2 separate regions of the Homo sapiens genome follow, and region 2 is linked to region 1. Evidence: read pairs that join two places in POLR2A ChIA-PET (ENCODE). Cell type or tissue: CD4-positive, alpha-beta T cell. All regions are shown on one strand.

The links. Peaks named below come from ENCODE experiments on the same cell type or tissue, not always from the same donor. Only the 100,000 strongest peaks of a DNase experiment are listed, where the experiment ranks them.
Region 2: POLR2A ChIA-PET joins it to region 1 with 12 read pairs; 2 of 35 experiments call an interaction of 5 or more read pairs at or near these places.

The regions. Positions count from the first base shown.
Region 1 is chr2:46,314,183-46,322,182 of GRCh38, reverse strand. All of the region lies in intron 1 of EPAS1 (endothelial PAS domain protein 1), which reads right to left. Among named protein-coding and RNA genes, the nearest start is that of EPAS1, 21 kb to the right of the region's middle. In CD4-positive, alpha-beta T cell, no CTCF peak of the experiment used is centred here; no DNase peak of the experiment used is centred here.
Region 2 is chr2:46,532,462-46,540,461 of GRCh38, reverse strand. It overlaps ATP6V1E2 (ATPase H+ transporting V1 subunit E2), which reads left to right. Exons shown (of 5, transcript NM_001318063.2): 3 at 3,759-3,851; 4 at 4,535-4,649. Among named protein-coding and RNA genes, the nearest start is that of RHOQ, 6.0 kb to the left of the region's middle. In CD4-positive, alpha-beta T cell, no CTCF peak of the experiment used is centred here; DNase peaks (open chromatin) are centred at 1,891, 4,871 and 5,681; H3K4me3 peaks cover 600 bases; H3K27ac peaks cover 1,008 bases.

The DNA.
Region 1 (8,000 bases):
CAGCGGTTCAAAGACTTAAGCAAATGCTTGGCAAGATGTCTGGGAGATTTCCTCCCCCAAGAAGAAGGAAGAAAGTGGGCCCAGGATTCCGTAGTAGATGACAACAATAATTATTCTCAGGGAAGAATTTCAGGGAAGGGTACCTATACATCACCCAAATCAGTAGGGATTATACAGGATAGATCCAGCCCACAGCAAGCTTGCCTTAAACCTCATTCAGAGAGTTGAAGTTACTTAAGTCCCAAAGGCCTCTATTTAAAATAGTTTCACATGCTCCACAGCACGAACTGAAAATAGGTCTACTGAGGTGCCTGTACTATATCCTATATGCCAGTTATTATATATAATAACCTTATGGTGCCTTCATCCTTCTCTCCCTGACACCTTTCACTCCCAAATATCATTATGTTGATAGTCTTTGTTTGCCTCACAGGTGTAAACAATGGGGCAGTGATTTCCATTCCCACACAGGCTGTTGTGGGGGTGCGGGGGTGGGGTGGGGGGCAAGGAACAGGCAATATGTTTATAAAGACAAATCACTGATCATTAGGAAAATGTAAATCAAAGCCACAATGAGATACCACTTCACACCCACTAGGATGGCTGATATCTAAAAACAAAAACAAAACAAAACAAAAAACAGAAAATAACAAGTGTTAGCAGGGAAATGAAGAAACTGGAACTCTTATGCATTGCTCGTGAAAATGTACAATGGTATGGCTGCTATGGAAGACAGTACAGCAGTTTTTGAAAAAAATAAACACAGAATTACCATATGATCCAGAAATTCCACTTCTAGGTCTATATCCAAAAAAACTGAAAGCAGGGACTCAAATTGTACACCATGTTCACCATGATTCACAACACCCAAAGGTGGAAACAACTCAAATGTCCCTTGACAGAAGACCAGATAAACAAAATATAGTGTCTACACACAATAGGATATTATTCGGCCTTAAAAAGAAATAAAACTTTGAATACATGTTGTAACTTGGATGAACCTTGAAAACATTATGCTAAGTGAAATAAGCCAGACATAAAAGGACAAATACTTTATATGTCTATATATACAATCTACTTGGAATAGTCATATTCATAGAGAAAGTAGAATAGTGATTATCGGGGATTGGAGCATGTGGGGAATAAAGAGTTATTATTTAATGAGTACAGAGTTTCCATTTGAGATGATGAAAAAGTTCTTGAGCAGTGGTGCTTGTAGCCCAACAATATGAACGTACTTAATGCCATTGAATTGCAGGCTTAAAAATAGTTAAAATGGTAAACATTTTTTGTTATGTATATTTTACCACAATAAAAAACGATTTAACCACCTTAACCCCACCACTACCAGCAAAGGAAAACGACAACACAATGCAAAGCTTCTACAGTACTCTTAAACTAAACTCTCACACAAAGTTAAGTATCTTGAATAGAAAGGACTCCAAAACCTCTCCCTGCTTAAAATCTAAGATGATAATGGCACGGGCAGACAGTTTTCTTAATTTACTTTCATCTGCCACACTCCAAGCATATCTGCTGTGAAAAAGAGACACAGCTGAAAATGGAGATTTAGCTCTGGCTGTCCAGTGTGTTCACCCAGTGGCTTCAAAATCCCTATTCTCCTTTCCGTTAATGAAGGTTTGCTTCGATCTTTCCATTAGCCCACAAACTGCTATTAGAAAAGCCATTTATCAAATTAACACTGAGCACTGCAAAAGTCATCTGCAAGCGGCGTGCACTTTTCCACGTAGGAGTTGCTATGCCAACAGCTGCTCCATGTGCATTGTACAGAAGTAGCCATTTCAACAAAGTCCTGTTCAACAATTCCCAGGACCAATTAAGTCTTACTGTCCCTTTGCACTCCCTAAATGTGTACACATGGCAAGTACCCTACCAGAATCGGGTAATGACCAACTAAGGGAGCAATTACAAAATCAACAAATTTCCACACACCGAAAACTTTGAAAAGCAGGCAACAATTAGTTTCTCTCTTTAACTTTTACTCCTAGTCCCATCCTCATTCCTCGGGAATAGAGTCAAGGAATTTGGTGTAATAAGAGTCTGGCCAGTAATTCTAGAAAAAGGAGTCCAGGGTGAATAAATTGAAGGAGAGACTGTAATTATTCAGATTGTTGTAATAGATCATTTGCCTGAAGAGCAGACAACTATAAACAAAATGAGGCAAAAATCCTCGCATTCTGCCGTTGCCAAATTTTGTTGCAAATTTTTCTGTTCGAAGATGCCTGGGAACTCTTAAATATGTTTAAACTGACTGGCATTATCATGCTTTCCCACATAGACAAGAAATCTGAAAAAGAGAGCTTTAGGAAACGATTTGTCTTGACTAAACAGTAAACTTTACAAGCAATTCCCAACCACAAGCAATCATCCCCAGCCTCATACTATCACTTCTGATTAAATCAAACATTCAACTCAATTTAAAAATGAATCAAAGAAAATAAGCAAATACCGCAGGCACCTGGCTCCAAAACAAAGAGGAATCACCATTATATCAAAGTTTACTGTAAATCTATGCCACACTTCCAACCACGATCAGCAATGGAGGAGAAAAAGCTAATCACAAGCCTTAAAAATATACAATTTCCAAGGATGAGACAGAAACACTGATAGCACCTTTTTCAGCTAAACTAGTTGGATTTTTAAAATAATCTTCCAACTGTCAGCAAATCTGAATGATACTTTCTTTAAAGTTTTTAACATCATGAAAACAACTGTATAAAGAAGAAAGAGTGCCTTTTTAAAGATATAGATTGTGTCATAAAATTTCAGGAGGACAATAACCAATTAAAATTAAAAATGGAGCTTATTTGAAATCTTGGTCACAGGAATACCACTGAAGAAAAACTTGTTCTCCCAGCTAGCAGCTCCTGGCTCAAAGCATACATATGGGCCACACTGGAGGATCATTTTACCCAGGGTAAGGTCTGGCCCAGCCCTGGAAGCTGTCATCATTGCAGCCTCTTCCTATGTAATCAAGTGAATTATTCTAAGCCTAGAGAAAGGCCTACATGGCACTTAACCTTTTATTTTGCAGCTATTTCTGGGGCACCATAGCTAACACACTGGTCAGAAATATAGAAAAGATGCCGCTTTTCAGATAACACATTGGTCAGAAATATAGAAAAGATGCTGCTTTTCAGGTCTGAAAATAAGCTTGGGCTGGTTATAGCTTGTTTTCTGAGCCTGGACATGTCAATGAATAAGGGTTTCACTATGATACCTCTATAAGTGGAACTTAATACAACTATGTATTAAATCTTTGTAACTTAGTAGCAAGAGATAGTTCTGATATATTGCTATATAGAAAATGCATTTCACAATAGCATGTAACATGATAATGCAGGCATACCTCATTTTATTGTGCTTCACAATTAATACTATTAATAACTAATAATTAATGTTGAATTTAGGGAAGACACGTCATGTGAATTTACAAGTAGTTCTGCTACAACATGGCATATGAGCTCCTAAAAATCACCACACTATGCAAAACTAAAAACCACAGAGCTTACGGGAAAGAAGAGGTTAGGGTACAACACTCAAAAACTTTCTCAGCAACACAAAAACAATATGGGAACTTAATAAAAATGGTAGCACAGTTTTACACGTGTTAAATGGTTAAGAAACACAGGCATGCCTTGTTTTATTATGCCTTACTTTATTGCACTTTGCAGATATTGCACTTTTTACAAATTGAAGGTTTGTCAGGCAAGTTTATCCATGCCATTTTTCCAATAGTATGTGCTCACTTCATATCTGTGCCACATTTTGGTCATTCTTGCAATATTTCAAACTTTCATTATTATAGCTATTATTATAATGATCTGCGATCAGTGATCTTTGATGTTACCACCGTAATTGTTTTTAGGCATAAACTGCACCCATATAAGACAGTGATCTTAATAAATGTTGTGTGTGTTCTGACTGGTCCAGTGATTGTTCCTCTGTGTGCGTGTGTGTGTTTGTGTGTGTGTGTGTGTATCTCTCTCTCCCCCTCCCCAATCCTTCCTATTCCCTGAGACACAACAATATTGAAATTAGACCAATTTTAATAACTCTACAATGGGCTCTATGTGTTCGAATGAAAGGAAGAGTCACATCTCTCACTTTAAATCAAAAGTTAAGGAATGATTAAGCTTAGTGAGAAGATCAAACCAGGCATAATATTCCCTTAAGCCAAAGTCTAATCCAGAGCAAGGCCCTAACTCTCTTCAATTCTAGGAAGGCAGAGCAAGGTAAGGAAGCTGCATTAAGAAAAGTATGAAGCTAGCAGAGGTTGGTTCGTCACATTTAAGGAAAGAAGACATCTCCATAACATAAAAATGCAAGGTGAAAGAGCAAGTGCTGATACATAAGCGGCAGCCAGTTATTTAGAAGATCTAGCTAAGATCATTGATGAAGGTGGCTACACTAAACAGATTTTCAGTGTAGATGAAAGAGCCTTATGCTGGATGAACATGCCATCTAGGACTTTCACTGCAAGAGGGGAGAAGTCAATCCCTAGTTTCAAAGGACAGGCTGACTCTCTTACTAGGGACTAATGCAGCTGGTGAGTTTAAGCTGAAGCCACTTATCATTTACCATTCTGTAAGTCCTAGGGTTCTTAAAAATTATGCCAAATCTACTTTATTGGTGCTCTATCAGTGGAACAACAAAACCTGGATGACAGCACATATGTTTATGTGCTCGTTGTCAATGCACCTAGTTACTCAAGAGCCCTGATGGAGACGCACAAAATTAATGTTGTTTTCATGCCTGCTAACACAAGATCCATTCTGAAGCCCATGGATCAAGGAGTAATTCTGACTTCCAAGTCTTATTCAAGAAATTTTGTAAGGCTATAGCTGCCATAGATAGTGATTCCTAGATGAATCTGGGCAAAGTAAATTGAAAACCACCTGAAAAGAGTTCACCATTCTAGATACCATTAACAGCATTTGTAATTTGTGGGAGGATGTCAAAATATCAGCAGTAACAGGAGTCTGGAAGAAGTTAATTCCAAACCTCACGGATGACTTTGAGGGGTTCAAGACTTTAGTGGAGGAAGTAACTGCAGATGTGGAAGAAATAGCAAGAAAACTAGAAGTGGAGCCTGAAGATGTGACTGAACTGTTGCAACCTCATGATAAAACTTGAACAGATGAGTCAGAGCTTCTTACAGATGAGAAAAGAAAAGTGGCTTCTCAAGATGGAATTTGCTCCTGGTAAAGATGGTGTGAACACTGTGGAAATGACAACAAAGGATTTAGAATATTACATCAACTAAGTTGATAAAGCAGTGGCAGGGTTTGAGAGGATTGACACCAATTATGAAGGAAGTTTTACTGTGGGTAAAATGCTATCAGACAGTATCACATGCTGCAGAGTCTTTCCTGAAAAGAAGACTCTATTGATGTAAAAAACTTCATTCTTGTCTGATTTCAAGGAATTGCCACAGCCACCCCAACCTTCAGCAACCGTCACACTAATCAGTTCTGCAGCCACCGATATGGAGGCAAGAACCTCTCCCAGTAAGAAGATTATGACTCACTGAAGGCTCAGATGATTGTTAGCATTTCTTTTAGCAATAAAATATTTTTAAATTAAGGTATAGACATTGTTGGCCAGGTGCGGTGGCTCATGCCTGTAATCCCAACACTTTGGGAGGCTGAGGCAGGCAGATCATTTGAGGCCAGTAGTTCGAGACCAGCCTGGCCAACATGGCAAAACCCCATCTCTACTAAAAACACAAAAATTAGCTGGGTGTGGCAGCACATGTCTGTAAATCCCAGCTACTCGGGGGTGCTGAGGCACCAGAATTGCTTGAACCCAGGAGGCGGAAGTTGCAGTGAGCTAAGATTGCCCCATTGCACTCCAGTCTGTGCAACGGAGTGAAACTGTGTCTCAAAAAGAAAAAAAAAAAGGGTATGTACATTGTTTTTTAGACATAATGCTAAAATATAAACATAACTTTCATATGCACGAGGAAACAAAAAAAAATCATGTGACTCGTTTTATTGTGATATTCACTTTACTGTAGTGGCCTGGAACGAACCTACAATATCTTAGAAGTATGCCCGTATTCTGTAATTATATATCAATATTCATGATATAGAGAAAAGTATGTTCACCAAAGAGTTAACAGTGGTTATCTCTGGGTGATGGAATTTTGGTGATTTTTATTTTTATCTCCATGCCTTCTTTTACTATGACTTTTTATGGGGAACATGTATATTTTTTATAATCAGAAGAAAACAACTTAGCAACTTTAAAAATAATTTTACAGGAGAGACAATTCATGGAGATAGATGTGTGTGCACATGGTCCCAGGGCCTTCCCAACTCCCCTTGTGCTATAATCTTCCAAAGAATTTGAGGGGGCTCTGCCCCTCTTGCCCTCCACCCTCAGAGCCCAGAGCACCCCTGGGTGACGTTTGCAGATCCCTGCCCTCCCTCTACATCCTGCCCTCGGTCCAGCAGTGTGAGTGAGCTGCTCCTGCACTGGGGCCAGCCATTCAGGGAGCAAGGAAATATTATGCAAGAGCACAGGAAGTCAGAGGAGACAGGATTCTGGGCAGGCCTGGCAAGGAGTCTGTGTGAACTCCAGTGAACAAGCAGACTTTGCTCAGTGGGGCCGAAGCCAGCAGAAGGCCTTCCCAGGGCAGCAAAAGGGAGCCGTCCACCTCATGTCTCTGGCCAGTGGGCAGCCATCCAGAACTTGATGTACCTGATGTGAGGCAGATAAACCCAAGTCTCAATATTTCTACTCTTCTGGCCCAAGTTCAAGGTGACTCCCCAACACTTATGCACTGTGACTCACCTCCGTCCCACAGTATGCACCCCCGCCCCCTCTGTACAACATGACTTCATTCAGTGATTTTCAAACCTGCTCCTCTCACGGCCATCAGCTTTCCGGCTCAGTCCGTTCTCACTGTCTCAGAGTGAGGGACACAGTTCCTCCGGGTTGCCTGCATGGGTTGCCTCACATCAGTATCAGCCCTGAAAACTTCAGATACGTTCATGTACATGTATATGAGTCACAGTGGCCACAACCTCTTCTTTTGCAGTAGTTGATATTTTGGAAGCCCCAATCCAACTGGCAGGGCAGAGATCATATCAGCCATCTAACAGAAGTGGAAACTGAGGCACAGAGGGAGTGCAGTGTGACCTAGTTGAGGGTGCTCTCCGTCACCCCAGCAGCCTGCCTCCTTCTCCCTGGCATCAGGAGATGGAGACACTACCCCTCCTGCAAGCACAACTATCCCTTTTTGTAGAAACCACTGGGCAGCCCACCTTCTCGTACCCCAGCCCACCTCCTTCTTGAGGGTGGTGGTCTTGCTGCTGTCATGGAAGTGGGTTGGGCCATGCCCAACAGCGACTTCCAAGTCTCTGCCCCTCTATTCCAACAGAACCTCCTCTTGGAGAATGGGGAGTTCCTTCCTCCAGCTCCCGACCAATCATCTTTAATCGTCCACCTTCCTTCCCTCTAAGGGAGCATGTGAAAACAGGAGTCAGGACGAGGCTCCACTTGAAATTTATTTCACAATGGAGCTAGAACCCTATTGGGGATCTCTGAGCCAATTTTGACTGGTTCCCACTTACTAGTCCATTGTGAAGATGGGGAAACTGAGGCCCAGAGAGATCATCCAGCTGATTGGCACTTGCCTTTGCTGTCTAGCAGGCTACACAAACAGGACGTTTTCCTGAACAGAAAGGACCTAGATCTGAGTGGAGAGATAGCCAGGGCTGGGTAGAAATGGGGCTGTAGTCCTAGGACCCACACTCCCTTTGGCATCTGTGGAGGTACAGGCAGTGGTGTTTCAACACGCAGAGCCAGCCATGTAGAGAGTGACACCGACCCAATCACTGCCCCTGACCTGACAATTGCTAATTGTGGTAAGAACCGACAGTGGCATTCTCCTGGGACTCTCTTGTGTATTTCCAGACGCCACCAACACACAATGGCCTCTACTCCTCCGGTGTAAACATTGCCAAATAAGA
Region 2 (8,000 bases), 220 kb before region 1:
CTTTTTCTTTCTTTTTTTTTTTTTTGAGATAGGGTCTTGCTCTGTCTCTCTGTCACTCTGTCGCTCAGGCTGGAGTGCAAAGGCATGATCTTGGCTCACTGCAACCTCTGCCTCCCTGGTTCAAGTGATTCTCCAGCCTCAGCCTCCAAGTAGCTGGGATTACAGGCATGTGCCATCATGCCTAGCTAATTTTTGTATTTTTTTGCAGAGCGGGGTTTCGCCACGTTGCCCAGGCTAGTCTCGAACTCCTGAGTTCAAAGTGATCCGCCTGCCTCAGCCTCCCAAAGTTCTGGGCTTACAGGTCACTGCATCTGGCTGAGAACAGTGAAATTCCTAATCAGCCTTCTCTTACTCTTTTTCCTGTACTCCCTCCTTCCTCTCATACTTAATTCATTCCATATTTCAATTAACAAGCATTTATTGAGGTCTGTTAGATGCCAGATTTTATTCCTGGGCTGGGGACAAAGAGCTGGAAAGCCACAGTCACTTCTAGCTAAACCATTCAAGGAACTTATTAGCAAACAGGAAAGCACTCTATAGTGTGAGCAGTGCTGTGCTAGAGAATAGAGAATAGGCTTCTGGAGGTGCAGAGGAGGCAATTAGTACATAGGTCCAGGTGTGTTGAGGAAGGATTTGCAGAAGTGATGTCATTGACCTGGGGCTTAAGAGTCTAATGGGAGTAAGGTAAGAATGCCTGGGAAAGGCCAAGAGCACTGCATCAAAGCAAGAAGGAACAGCACACAACTTCCTGGGAATGGTGAGGCATGTAAGGTGGACAGAGTGCATGATTAGTGGTGCTGGGGAACTGGTTTGTATTTAATTGGGAACCATATAATGCAGGCAGTCCATGAGCTTCTGAAAGCCATATGAAGAATGCAGGGTCTGGCATGGGTTGGGCAGTCTCCACTGTACAAAGGCCAAAGGCCAGGGCCAATGGGGCCACTGAGGAAGAAATCTGACCCACACGCTTACTACAAAGGCATGGTCCCAGCTCAAGGCTGCGTTCATTGCAAGAAGGGCACTTTTTTCTTACCACAAATGTGACTTCTGTTTGTCAAACCCTGTGCCCATAGGGGTGCATCCACTCAGAGGGGAACCTTGGTCTATGTAGCAAAAGATGAAGGCACTGTCTAGGCAAGCAGTGGTTCTGGGAGCGAGGATGTAATGAAGGGAATAAACACAAATTTCTAGAGCATCTGCTGTATACTGTATCCAGTTATGGTCCCGGGTATTTGGTGCTCATTGATATAGGACATCTTATTTCATCCCCCAAACAACCTTGTAAACTTTGTAGAGAGTATCTATTGGTTTGTCTATCCAGAACAGCACCATTTGCTTCTGCTAAATGTTTTTATAATGTAATCTCTGTAATCTTGGAAGCTGCCGTCTTCTTATACATCCTGCCCCTGGTACCTGTTGATCCCTAGGTGGACACCTGATTCAAGATGGGACAATTAGAACTCTTTCCTGAATTTTTTTTTGTGTGTGTTTTTGAGACAGAGTCTCACTCTGTCACCCAGGCTGGAATGCAGTGGTGCAGTCTCAGCTCACTATAGCCTCAACCTCCCAGGCTCAAGCAATTCTCTCACCTCAGCCTCCCAAGAAGCTGGGATTATAGGCATGAGCCACCAAGCCTTGCCTGAGAATTTTGAATTTGGGATTCACAGCAGGAGTTTCTCCTCTTTTGCTAACTAAACTGAGCGATGTGAGCCTGGAAGCTGTAGGTCATTTATGTTTCAGCCATTCACAAAGTAGCCAGTCCAAGGAAATATAGCTAAAGTGCAGAGAGAAGCAAAGAGAGAGAGAGAACACCACCACCACCACCACCACCACTACTCCCCCATCACAAAGGGCAGAGAGTAAACAGGCCATCTGTGAGTTACTAATTTGCATCACCCCCGAGATCCTGTTGCACAACTGTTCTCTGATTTGTCATTTGAGTTAATAAATCTTCCCCTTTTTTTTTTGCCCAGTGAGTAGGGGTTAGTTTTCTGTAACTGGTAACCAAAGGAATCCTATTATAATATTATATCTATAGTTCACATTAGATGATGAGATTAAGAAGCTTGCCCCAGATCACACAGCTGGTAAGTGGCAGAGCTAGGTTTCAAAATCATCTCTCTTCAAAGCTAATGCATTTGCCATATTCCACATTGACAAGGTATCAAAAGTTTTTGAGTAAAAAAATGACAAGCTTGGACCTGTCATTTGGGAAGGTCACTCTGAGACTCATAGAAAATGGATTTGGAAAGGATAAGGGTGAAGGCAGAAAGAGCCAGGAGGAGACAGATCACAACAGTCTGACCCAAGCATGGCAGTGAACATGAAGAGGAGGCAGTGGGTTTCAGGGAGATTTGGATGATGGAATCCACAGGGCTTGGTAGCAGTGTGGGGATGTGGGGATGACAGAGGAGGCGAGAGAGAACAAGGTTTTTACGATAACTCTGAGGCATCTACATTATGATTTCATCTACTTTTTTTTTTCTTTTTAATGTCCTCTGTTGTTATCTTCCCACTTCTTCTTTGGACTTCTTCCTTGCTTTTTGAGCCTTTCCATCTCCGATTGTTTCCTAACCACGCAACTGACTGTCTAAATCAAGCTGAGATTAGAACTCTAGAGGACAGTATGTTCTAAAACACATTCATTTGCATCATTTTGTGTGTTCCCTCATGTCTGCTTAGGAAATGGAAAAATGGACTCCAAGGGATCATTTGGTGTTGTGGCTAGGATGCTTTAGGTTGCAAGTCATAGAAAATTCAACTCGAACCAGCTTCAGCAATGAGGGAAGTGTATGGACTTCTGTTATGGAAAAATCCAGAAGCAGTCCAAGCTTCAGGCATGAATTGATCAGAACTCTTTTTTTTTTTTTCTGCACATCTCTCAGTTTTTCTTCTTCTCTATGAGTCAACTTTCTACTCAGCATACCTTCTTTCCTGGAAGCAAAATGGTTGCACCAAGTCCAGGCATCACCATCCATATACCATGTTTTCCAGAAGGAAAGAGAGCTTCTCTTGACCCACTCATTGAACAAAGTCTTGAACTTCTTCTGATTAGCTCAACTTAGTTCATCCCTGAACCAGTCATGGTGGGTAGTAAACTGTCAGGTGACTGTTGCCTTAGGCCTGGGCTACTGTCCATCCCTAAAACCATCACTATGGCAAGGAGTTGGGACTATCCTAATTGGGCATATCAGCCCTGCCCCCACAGGGGCTGGGGTTTCACACCTACCCAGGTTCTGTGGTTTCTGCACAGTGGGTGACAAGTCTGGGGGAATGCATGCTGAGGAGGCAACCAGCAATATACATCTACATTATTGCCTAAGGGTCAACGTTCCTAGGCCTTCCCCTGGCTACACTGGAAATAAAGAATTTTAGGAGAGGCCAGGCAAAGTGGCTTATACCTGTAATCCCAGCACTTTGGGAGGCCGAGATGGGAGGATCAGTTGAGGTCAGGAGTTTGAGACCAGCCTGGCCAACATGGTGAAACCCCATCTCCGCTAAAAATACAAAAATTAGCCAGGCGTGGTGGCGGGTGCCTGTAATCCCAGCTACTCGGGAGGCTGAGGCAGGAGAATCACTTGAAACGGGAGGCAGAGGTTGCAATGAGCTGAGATGGTGCCACTGCACTCCAGGCTGGGCGCCAGAGCAAGACACTGTCTCAAAAAAAAAAAAAAGAAGTTTAGGAGAGAGGCAAATGTTAAGAGGAGAGGAAGATGAGATGGCTCCAAATCTAATCTGTGATTTGTTCCAAATTTCAGGTGGATTGTCAATACAGGAGTCCATACTGACTGAATCCCTAATTTTGGCCTGTATTCTTCTCCCTCTGTGAACCATCTTCTTAGAAGTCACTGGTAAGGAGATAAAATGATGGGCATTCTTTAACACTGGTGCTGCCCTGCTGTTATGTTATGCTTCTTCCCACCACAATGCCCAGAATCCTCACACTGCAGCCTCTTCACTCCCCAGGGTGCCTGTTGGCCTTCCCTGCAGCATCCTGCCACATGCCCTACCTACCCCTATCCCTATTTTTCTCCCTGCCACTAAAACCTCCCATTGGCACCCTCTTCTCTTTGCACTCCAGTGTAGGTACACTGCAATGAGTTAAACACCACAGCAATTTCTTAAAGGTCACTGGTTCCTAATGATCACGCTGATAAATAAATCCAGTAGGATTGGTTTGCCTGGTTTTCATTCCCAGTTAGAATGTACATAGATCTCTTTTTCTAGTTGATTACATACCAGAAACTCAGAAGAATGGCCCAGCCTCTGAGAACTTCGGCTCAAGCGCTCTTAATGTTTTGCCATTTTCATTTCTAACTGTTTTCTGCTGCAACCTAAGGTCAGGAGACTAGTCATTGTGACTGATGGCATCACCACCCATTGCTGAACTATAGGAAAGGACATTTCCTTAGAGGTTGCTGGTATGGAATACTCATATGATTTAGGAGTGGTCTCCTCTCATAGGCTCCAAAGGAGGCTAGATCACAGATCCCTCCTCCAAAAATGAAATTAATGATTTTATTTTATGTTTCAGAACCAAGAGTGCCAGAAAACCATCCCAAGACTCACACAGAGTTGTTCTTCCATAGTGGATGTTTTGGCCACTGGACATCAGAACCACATTTTGGGTTTGAAGAATCTTCTACATGGTGAGCCTTGGTGGGAAGAAAAGAATATCCCTTCCTTATAGAAGCTGAAATTACAGACTCTTGCTTTCCTTGTCAGACTTAAAAGCTAGTGTAGCCAGAGTTAAATACAGGGCACATTGTCTCTGGAGGCTGCAGCTTTAGTGGTGGGTACACAGTTCAGTTCCTGACCCAGGAAGTGGCACATCAGGGCAGGCAGTGGTGTTGGTTGTGGTATAATTGAGTTCCTGGTTCAGAAGTGACAACTGTACACATGAGTTGTCTAGGGTTTGGTGAAAGCAATGGTATTGAAAGTGGTTTTCTCATCAAATTAGTTCCTGAGTCATGTGTCGGACACTGTTTCTATCTTGAGCAGCTTCTCTAGCCTTTCTAAATCCTGTGACCTGCCTGTGATCCTTTTAAGATTTCTTTCTGTTTAATCAGCCACAAACAGCTTCTGTTGCTTGCAACCCAGGCTCCTGAGAAGAGACTGGAGAAGCAGATCACTTTATTAATGTGCTTCATGTAGAGGGAGTAGAGATTTCCACCTCTACCATACCCAAATAACTGGTATTGGCTGTACCTTTCTAATGTGAGCAACTTTAAAATTGAACAGAATATATGAAACCTCTCTTTTCAGACATTGAACAGCATGTAGCACAGCACCGTGATTCCTGAAAGTAGGGAACAAATGGGGCAAACCCTATCACTCTAACTTTCTGCTGAAAAATGCTGTCTAAATTGCAGCACAATGAGGGGGAACCCAAGCAGAGCATAGTGGTCTTGCTGAGTTGAGGAGATAGTTGAGCAGACTTTTCAAGGCAGAGTATCAGAAAGGAGAGAATATAACAGCAAAACAGGCTCCTGGAATCCCTGTGAATCTGTTGCTGAATACTAAGCTGCACATGCATAAGGTGAAACTTCACAGTGCGATGCAAAGAACTACTGCGGAGCTGTGAGCTGATTGGTTCCCAGGGCTCACTGGGCAATGTTTGAGTTTCAACTCGCCAATGTGAAGAAACCTTGCTGACTGTCCAGGGAATTCAGTAGAAATCCCAAAAGGGTAAGGCATTAGGAGAAGGGCTAACTAAGCCGAAAAGTGAGGTAACTCTAGACTTCCTCCAACAAGGTTTAGAAAGCAGCCTCAAAAAGAGGAAGTTCATCCGCTACTACCGTAACTGCCAGCCAAAACAAATTTTACCATTTTTAAAACAACAAAATACAGACATTTAACAACATTAAATTCAGAATGTTAAAAATACTAGATATGCAAATAAGTAGGCAAATAGAACCCAAAATCAGGAGAAAAATCATTTAATAGAAACAAACCCCAAAATGACAGAGATAATAACGTTAGCAGACAAGGACTTAAAAAATTAAAATAAAACAAGGATTTAAAGGAAAACATGAACATAGTGAAGAAAAAACTGGAAGATATAGAAAATAACCAAATGGAACTTCTGGAGCTAAAAAATACAACACCTGTAATGAATAATTCAGTGGCTGAACTTAACAGTAGGTTAGACATTGTGGAATGAAATATCTGTGACACTGAAGACATAGCAATAGAAACTGTCCCAATTAAAGCAGAGAGAAAGGAAACAAAAGAAACACAGAAACACAGAGCCTCAGTCACCTTAAGATGATATTAAAAACTGGAGTCCTCGAAAAGGATTAACGGTGATGATTTGAAGGCCAAAAACAAGTCCCAAATTTCATGAAAATTGTAAACGTATAGCGCCAAGAAGCTCAACAAATCCAAAGTAGGAGAAAAACAAAGCAAACCATATCAAGCGAGGCACTTTGTAATTAAATCACTGAAAACCAGTAATAAGTAGAAAAAAATTAAAAGCAGAAAGAGAAAAAAAGACACATTTTATACAGGGAACAAAGACAGATATAATTGCAGACTTCTCTTCAGAAATAATGCAAACTAGAACTTAATGAAATCGCGTCTTTAAAGTGATAAAAGAAAAAGAAAGCACTGTCAATCTAGAATTCTATATCCACCAGAAATATTCTGTAAAATTGAAGGTAAAATAAATGTTTGTCAGACAACAAAAGGCTTAAAGTTTTTTTTAAACCAGAAGATCTTCAATACAAGAAATACAAAATAAAGTTCCCGAGGCAGAAAAAACATGGTACCACATGAAACCACTGACCTACACAAAGAAATGAAGAGCACCAGAAATGGTAAATATATGGGTAAATATGAGACATTTCTTTCTCTGTTACAAAATTCCTTTAAAACATAATTGACCTTGGCCGGGTATGGTGGCTCACACCTGTAATCCCAGAACTTTTGGAGGCTGAGGCAGGTATATTGCTTGAGCTGGAGAGTTTAAGACCAGCCTAGGCAACATGGCAAAACCCCATCTCTACAAAAAATACAAAAATATAGTTGGGTGTGGTGGCACACTCCTATAGTCCCAGCTACTCAGGTGGCTGAGGTGGAAAGATCACTTGAGCCCAGGAGTTCAAGGCTGCATGAGCTGAGATCATGCCACTGCACTCCAGTCTGAGTGATAGAGCCAGACCATGTCTCAAAAAAACAAAACAAAACAAAAAAACCCCAAACCATTCTATCTATCTATCTATCTATCTATCTATCTATCTATCTATCTATCTATCTACACATACATGCACACACTATATATGATATAACATTATATATAATGTTAGATATATAATATGTTAGGTATATAATATAACATTAGATATATAATATAATGTTAGATATATAATGTTAGATATATATATATAATTAAAAAAATAAAAAACACAATTGACCATCTAAGGCAAAACTAATAGCAGTATATTACATGGTTTATAACATGTAGAAATAGAACCTATAACAATAATAACAAAAGGGATAGAAAAACAGAAATAGAACTATATTCTTATAAAATCCTTACATTGCGCATTAAATGATATAGTGTTATCTGAAGGTTGTCTTAGTCTCTTCCTGCTGTCATAGCAATCTACCATAGACTGGGTCATTCATAAATAATAAAAGTTCATTTCTCTTAGTTCTAGAGGCTGGGAAGTCTAAGATCAAGGAATCAGCAGATTTGGCATCTGGTGAGGGCTCACGCTCTGCTTCCAAGATGGCATTTTGTTGCTGCATGCTCCAGAGGGAAAGGAACAAACACTATGACCTCACATGGTAGAAGGGAAAAGGGGGTTAAAACAAACAACAAAAAACTCTTAAGCCCTTTTATAAGGGCACTAATCCCATCCATGAGGGCTCTCCCCTTCCAAATTACCTCCCAAAGTTTCCACCTCTTAATACTATCACCTTGGGGTTTAAGTTCCAACATAAATTTTGGAAGGACACATACATTCAAACTATAACAAAGGTAGACTAAGAAAACT